3 separate regions of the Homo sapiens genome follow, and regions 2 and 3 are each linked to region 1. Evidence: read pairs that join two places in POLR2A ChIA-PET (ENCODE). Cell type or tissue: HepG2. All regions are shown on one strand. Region 1 overlaps PLPP3 (phospholipid phosphatase 3). Region 2 overlaps LOC124904185 (a long non-coding RNA gene). Region 3 holds the start of LOC124904186 (a long non-coding RNA gene).

Region 1 (2,500 bases):
GTAGGAGTTGCTCTTGCTGTGTAAAGCACTATTGTCTTGGGGTTGAGCCCTAGGGCAGTTCTTGGTAGGTTCTGCTGGGCAGAACATATGGGTTAAATCTCGGTAGAGAGTTTCCCTCATCCTCTATCCGTAAGTGTCCTTCCATGCAAGGTCCCACTCTAGGTGATAGACAGGGACCCCTTCTACTGAACCTTTGAGGAAAGGAGGAAGGAAGAAATGCGTTTAGATCTTGGATGCAGACCTTTCAAAGGGTTAAATGTAACCATATGGATCAACCACATGCACATCCTTACTACAGAATCCGTCCTTTCATTTCAACTTATAGCAAGCTATGATTTTTATATATAAATATTATATAAATAATGTATAAAACATTAAAAGTTAACTATGTAAGATATTATTTCTGAAACAATTTAGCTATATCCACTATGATTATAAACTGTGTCTCGACCTGTGTTATTTACATTAGCTGCTTAAAAAAGCATTGAGTTAATTTTTTTAAATATCAACTAAAATATCATAGTTCTGTGGTAGACATTGTTTTATAATGAAATAACTGCAACTAGAGAAAACTGTATAAAAACATTAAATTGTCAGTATTTTTGTAAGGTTCCATTTTGTAAAGAGAATAATATTCAAAGACTTTTGTAGCATACAAAGTGAAAACTTGTATCTGCGAAACTATACTTGTATTAAATGTGCTTTTTAAATAAAAGCTCGTAACACAACTAATTAAGGACTTGCAAGCCTGGAGTGTTTGAGAGATGTTTGTCTCAGGTGTGTGGGTAGGAGAAGGAAGCATCGCGGGCTGGCCTCTTTGAGTGGGCTTGCCTCATCTCAGCGCACCAACTCCTGATTTTTTTCAGTGGGAAATGTGGTGGTCATAGGGTAGATACCGATGTCTGCCCTGCTCTTTCATCTCTGAAAGCCTGTTTGCAGAATGAGGCCCTGGCTCTACCCTCATCTCAGGCTCTTCTAAAGAGCTTTTGTATTCTAAAGAGGATTTTTCCATCAGAGAGGTAGGAGCTGTAGGAACCCCGAGGGCAGATAAGCAGCCCTCACTCTAGATAAGGTATGCTGGGGGAGCTTACTGAGGGAATCCTGTACACAGCCCACATCAAAGGAAGGCTGAGAATGGCCTGTGGCTCCTGCTTCCCTTCCTTGTGTTTCTCCAACCTGGAAGAAAAGGGGAAGCTAGAAATTCACATTTATTGAGCACCTGTGTGCCAGGGATTTCTGCCTATTTGTTCTGTCTGATCTTCACAGCAGTTATTTTGAGAAAGAAAGAATACTAAAGAATGCAAAGATGAAATGATTAGTCTAAGATCCTAGAGCATTAAATTGTAGGATAGGTCTTATATTAATTTGCTATAGCGGCTATAACAAATTACCACAAACGTAAAACAGCATAGATGTATTGTCTTACAATCTTGGAGGCTCTAGGCAAGAAGCTGTTTCCTTGCCTTTTCTGTTTTTAGAGGCCACCCACTTTCCCTGGCTTGTGGCCCTCTTCATGTTCACATGGAGGAAGCAACATTGGGTAGAGTCCTCACCCTGCCATCTCTTTGGTTCTCCTCTTCTGCCACCCCTTTCACATGTAAAGGCCCTCCTTGCTGATTACACAGACCTGCTCATAATCTAGGATAATCACCTATATTAAAGTCAGTTCACTGGCAAACTTAATTCAATCTGCTGCCTTAATTCCTCTTTGCCATGGAACATATATTCACAGATGCCAGGGATCTAAGACATGGCCATATTTCGGGAACCATTATTCAGAGTACCAGAGTTCACCCTCTGGCCCTCAAAAGATTCACATCCATCCCAAATGCAAAACAGATCACCCTATCCCCACATCCCCTAAAGACCTAGGATATGGCAGTATCAAGTCAAAATCCTAAATCTTAACAACTTAAACACCCCAAATCTCATCATCTAAACTAACCCATTCAAATTAGGTAAAAAGGAGGCTCCATGTTTAATCCACCCTGGAATACATTGCTCTCTATGAACCTGTGAAAATTAAGAAACAAGTTATCTGCTCCCTAAATTCACTGGTGAAACAGGCATAGAATAACAGTTATAGACATTCCTATTTAAAAAGGGAGAGAAGCCAGGCGTGATGTTTCACTCCTGTAATCCCAGCACTTTGGGAGGCCGAGGCAGGCGGACCACGAGTTCAGGAGATTGAGATCATCCTGGCTAACATGGTGAAACCCCATCTCTACTAAAAATACAAAAAAATTAGCCGGGCGTGGTGGTGGGCGCCTATAGTCCCAGCTACTTGGGAGGCTGAGGCAGGAGAATGGCGTGAACCCGGGAGGGGGAGCTTGCAGTTAGCCGAGATCCCGCCACTGCACTCCAGCCTGGGCGACAGAGTGACACTGTCTCAAAAAAAAAAAAAAAAGGAGAGAGAGAGAGAAATAGACGGAAAAAAGAAGTCATCAGTCCCCAGCAACTTCAAAATCCAGCAGGGACCAGGCATGATGGCTCACTCATG
Region 2 (2,500 bases), 57 kb after region 1:
GTTAGAGAGCGTCTTCCCAAATAATCTAAGAGTTGCAAGGCATTGTGAGGCAGCGATTTGGAGCTAGGACTCTGTTTCTCTCCATCTACCAGAGGCATGGGGGTGACCTTGGGCAAATCACAGAGTCTCTCTGGGCCTTTGAATCTGACCTTCACACATTTTGGATTGTTCTGCCAACTTCTGCTGTCAAGTTCTCTGTGGGCATTTTAGTGAAGTACTCTATTTTCCTGTAGGCAACCCCATCTCACTACCAATCATAAAATAACGTTCATTGTTCCCACCCTCTGCCCTTGCCTCCTTAATGGTGACTCATCCCTTAAATCAGGCTCAGCAATCACTTCCTCTGGAAAGCCTTCCCAGCCTGGACCAGTTTCCCCTGTTATAGGATAGGTTAGCTCCAGAAAGGATGCATCTCTGCCAGAGCCTCAAACTCAGCCTAGTACATGGTGAACTCTCAACAAATATTGGTGCATAAATTAATCTCCTCTTGTATTGCCCTGTCCTGTGCTTTCCTTTCACAGTCCTTATAGTTTTAAAATTATGCAGCTGATTAATGTCTGTCTACCTGACCCGAACCACTAGACTGTAACTCCATGAGGGCAGGATTGTTGTTTTGGCTCATCATTCCATTCTAAGCACCTAGCAGTGTCCTCAAAATAGTAGGCACTTAAAAAATATTAACTGAAACAATTAAAGTAAGGAGATAGGGAGGTTTTGATTCATCCAGAAGACATGTCACCCAAGTGAATTTCCAGGGCTTAGGAGAGCTCACTCTACAACATTCATTAACATACTTTTTTTTTGCCCATCAGTCTTCTCTTGTGTCTGGCAATGCATTTACAACATTGTTAAGAATTATCTTGGCCTCCATGTGGTCACGACCTGAAGGGAGAGGCTGGCATTGGAGGTGGTAGTAATAATTCAGTGCTCTAACTCCAGGCAGGAGCTGGGGTCTGAGCAAATGCACAGCTGCATGCAATCCATGTAGGTGTCAAAGGATCAGGGAGGGCAGAGGGGAGGCAATTTTTGAGCAAAATATTGAAGTCTGAGTAAGTGTACACTTAAGGGGGAAGGAGGGAAAATTCATGGTAGGCAGATGAAACACTTAAGCAAAGGCCTAGCATGTTAAAGAACGAGGCTCGCTGGGGGAAGAGCAATTAGCCTGCATTCCTGGAGCTCTGCTGTGTGGGGGAGGGGAGGGGAGAAGAGTTGGGAGGTGAGGCTGGGAAGGTGGGGTGGACTCTCTGGAGACTTTTCTAAAAGGAGGGGAAGAGCCGGTTGTCAGTCTTATCAAGCAGGGACTCAGCTTTTGTCCCCAGCACAGGCCCAGCTCCTTTGATCCGCAGCAAGGCCATTGTTTCCCCGGCAGTGGCCTCTCTGCTTCACAGGGGAAAATGTGGTCTTTGTTCTCCTGAGACTTTTTATCCAAGTCCTGCCCTGGTGGGGACAAACCGGGCGGGGCTCCATGTGAGGATCCAGTCTCTGGCAGCTGGGGGACAAGGGCAGCCCCTGTACCCTTTCCTCTGCCTTGCGTGGGCTACACAAAGCCCTTAGAATCCTCTTGCTCAGTACAAATCATGCTGGGTTGGGGGTGGAGAGAGAATTGTGGGCAAACACTTTCAGCTTCTTTATTTTGAAAAATTGTTTTGTTTCCAGCTCAATCATAGTATAAATCAAGTGCAGTAAGTCCTGGTAAAAAACTAGGTTTGATCTTACCTGAACCACTTACTGGCTGTGTCACCTGGGATAAGACATTTCACCTTTGGAGTCACAGTTACTTTCTCTGCAAAATCCAGAAAATAATACTATTTACTGCACAGCATTGCAATGAGGTTGATGCATTCATTCATTCATTCATTCATTATCTATTAAGCACCTACTCCGTGTCAGGCACTGTGTAGTTCATTCTCCAGTGTTTCTTTAGTGCCTGGGCACAGAGTAGGTGCCAGGCACTAAAGAGACACTGGAGAATGAAATGGACTTGATTGTGCCCCACCCCCACCACCCCATGAAGCTTACAAGGGAAGGAAGGCATTAAACATATGCTTGCACATGTAAGTATTGCAAGAAGAAATACAGCTTGCTACGAGACAGGACTTCACTGAGTCTTGGCTGGGGGTGGGACAATCAGGGAAAGCGCCCCCAGAAAAGCGATGCTCATGTTAAGATTTGAAAGACATGGATAAAAGAGCCTGGTCCATGAGAGATGGTCTGAAAATATTAGTTCCCACCCCCTCTGCCTTGGATCAGATCCCTCACCAACACCTGCTGGGTGTGAATGGGCTTAAGAAGCTCCCCCTCCCCTCTAGGGAACTTAGCTGAAAAGAAGTGGATTCTGGGAATTGCTTCCAGGGGCCTGGAAATTGATGAAGACACATACAAGGGAATGAACATGGGGCCAGCTGTGACATTTTCTGTGTGCCTTAATGAGAAGTGCTGGGGCTGTACTACCCGGAGCTGAACTCTTGGCCCAGCTTGCCAGGCTGGAGGAGGAGGGGGA
Region 3 (2,500 bases), 160 kb after region 1:
TCTGCCACCACACCTGGCTCATTTTTTAATTGTTATTTTTTGTAGAGATGGGGCCTTGGTGTTTCTCAGGCTGGTCTCAAATTTCTGGTCTCAACCAATCCTCCTGCCTGGGCCTCCCAAAATGCTGGGATTACAGGTGTGAGCCACTGTGTTCAGCCTCTGTCACTGTCTTGTAAAGTGACTCTGCAAATTAGTCACCTGTCTTTCCCTGTTTTCTTATCTATAATTTGGGAATTATGTAGGCACCCCTCTCAGAGAAATGAGTAAAATAACAGATATATATATATTCACATGGTACAAAATAGGTGTTTAATAAATCCCAATTTGTTGACCAAGTGCCGTGGCTCATGCCTGTAATCCCACCACTTTGGGAGTCCAAAGCAGATAAATCACTTGAGGTCAGGAGTTCAAGACCAGCCTGGCCAACATGACAAAACCCCGTCTCTACTTAAAATACAAAAATTAGCTGGGTGTGATGGTGCATGCCTGTAATCCCAGCTACTCAGGAGGCTGAGGCATGAGAATCTTTGAACCTGAGGGGTGGAGGTTGCAGTGAGCCGAGATCGCACCACTGTGCTCCAGCCTGGGTGACAGTGAGACTCTGTCTCAAAAAAAAAAAAAAAAAAAAGAAAAGAAAAGAAAAAAAAATCCCAATTGGCTGCTACCATCCCAGGTAGTATCAGCGTGTCCAATTACTGAAATATAAATGTTGTATAACATTTAAAGATACATGAAAACACTCGGAAAAAAAAATTTAAGAAATTGCCTACTGTTTTCTTAGATATTTGAGTGAGACCCAAGGGCTAACATTTATTATCCATCATTCAGTACAATTTGAAACAAAACAATGGGAGCCTGTGGGTCATTAATTTGGTTCAAGGGGTTATCGTGCCCAAGTCTAACTCAGTGTTCTTCACAGCTTTGCCCAACACTGGGTTTTCCCCTGCACTCTCCACCCCACGCCCCCTGTCAACATGACTGATGAATTCAATATCCCCCTCTTTCCAGCTGACGAGTCATTGAGCTGACTCCAATCAGCAGGATCCCCTGGTCGCCTGACTCAGGCCTCCCCAGTCAGAGGTAGAGTCTGCGGTGGACAGACAGACAGGTCTGGAGAGGCTGGTAAGTAAGAACTCCCCGAGTGCCTCCGCCAAGAACCGATTTGAAGAGGTTGCCATTCACTCTGTCAGGCTGCGTGTGGGATTCATCAGGACCCAGCCTCGCTTTCTTTCACCCCGCATCAATGTGCCCTAAAGGATTTTTCTTTAAACCTGATTGCTTGGAAGGCATTGTAAGTCCACTGCTTTGTGATTCATCAATCCATGACAGCTCATTATTCCAGAAGCATTTAGGCCCCAAACCAGGAGAGAGGGAAAGGTTTCTTGGTGCCATAACGGGACAAAGGTTCACTGGCTTATTGATTCATGTCACAAATATTTACTCAGCCTGCTATTTAACTATGGAGATGAACTAGGAGGTGGATATTTGCTGGTGGGCCTCACTGTAAAGAAATCCCACTCAACAAAGTAGAGTCCAGAAATTCTGACTTAAGTACTATTAATATTGAACTTCTGAGAAAAGCATTTTACATACATCACCTGACTGACTCTATGATGTCTCTGTATGTAATACAGTATCTTTATTTTACACATGAGAAAACGGAGGCTCACAGGGGCTCAGTGGCTTATTCAAGTTCCATAGCTAGAAGGCAGCAGAAATGGGATTCAACCTGTCTGACTCCAAATCCCATGCACGTAACCATTTTTTACTGCATTACTTGTTCCCACATTTTTTTTTAGTTGTTGATAGGTTAAAAGGAAAACAAAGCTGTTTATGGAAGCATTTGAAAAATATAATGCTCTCAGTTGTAAGAGAATACTGTAGTATTGAGTTATCTGGAATTGCATGGGATGTAACATTCAATGGACAATGGAGCATTTGGTGGCCTGACCTCTCTTCCAAGTTCAGGAGGCCTCTCAAGTTTCAGTCATCAAGGCTCCCCTGGAGCACTGGGATTCTGAACTATTTCCTTATGTACTTCTCCTGGGCTGAGGCTCCTGAGTGTGGCTGAACCTGGTGGCACTCTTCTGCCACATAGAGATGAGGTCAGCCTGGACACTGCCCTGGGGTTTTAATCTAAATAACCACTGGATTAGGCTGCATTCAAGCTGGCAAAAATGTTTATTTCTTATATCTACTTGAAGTAAGCTTCCTTTCCAACAGCCCCCACTAAAAGAGAAGGGATAGAGGGCTTGTCTGTGTTCAGAGAAATCTCTCTTGTATTCATTAGCTGTCGGTAATAGAGGCTGAGTTTTTCAGATCCAAAAGACATGGAGATAGGATATTAAGAGACAATATGGAGTAGCAGAAAATGTATTGAGCTGGGAGTCTTACTCTAGGTCAGAGTCCCTTGTATTCAATACTTCACTCACTGTGTCACTTTGGGCAAGTTGCTTAACTTCTCTGTTTTCATTTTTACATCTATAAAATGGAGATGATA

Evidence for each region. ChIA-PET counts read pairs that join two places held together with the same protein. Peaks named below come from ENCODE experiments on the same cell type or tissue, not always from the same donor. Only the 100,000 strongest peaks of a DNase experiment are listed, where the experiment ranks them.
Region 2: POLR2A ChIA-PET joins it to region 1 with 11 read pairs; 2 of 35 experiments call an interaction of 5 or more read pairs at or near these places.
Region 3: POLR2A ChIA-PET joins it to region 1 with 10 read pairs; 2 of 35 experiments call an interaction of 5 or more read pairs at or near these places.

What each region holds. Positions count from the first base shown.
Region 1 is chr1:56,492,993-56,495,492 of GRCh38, reverse strand. It overlaps PLPP3 (phospholipid phosphatase 3), which reads left to right. Exons shown (of 6, transcript NM_003713.5): 6 at 1-732. Among named protein-coding and RNA genes, the nearest start is that of LINC01767, 79 kb to the right of the region's middle. RefSeq lists an enhancer at 758-1,416. In HepG2, no CTCF peak of the experiment used is centred here; a DNase peak (open chromatin) is centred at 992.
Region 2 is chr1:56,435,975-56,438,474 of GRCh38, reverse strand. The region is part of intron 1 of LOC124904185 (a long non-coding RNA gene); the gene reads left to right. Among named protein-coding and RNA genes, the nearest start is that of LINC01767, 22 kb to the right of the region's middle. RefSeq lists a silencer at 2,404-2,500. In HepG2, no CTCF peak of the experiment used is centred here; DNase peaks (open chromatin) are centred at 1,364 and 2,494.
Region 3 is chr1:56,330,915-56,333,414 of GRCh38, reverse strand. It overlaps LOC124904186 (a long non-coding RNA gene), which reads left to right and starts at 1,099. Exons shown (of 4, transcript XR_007066107.1): 1 at 1,099-2,500. RefSeq lists an enhancer at 943-1,002. In HepG2, no CTCF peak of the experiment used is centred here; DNase peaks (open chromatin) are centred at 1,384 and 1,994; H3K4me3 peaks cover 537 bases.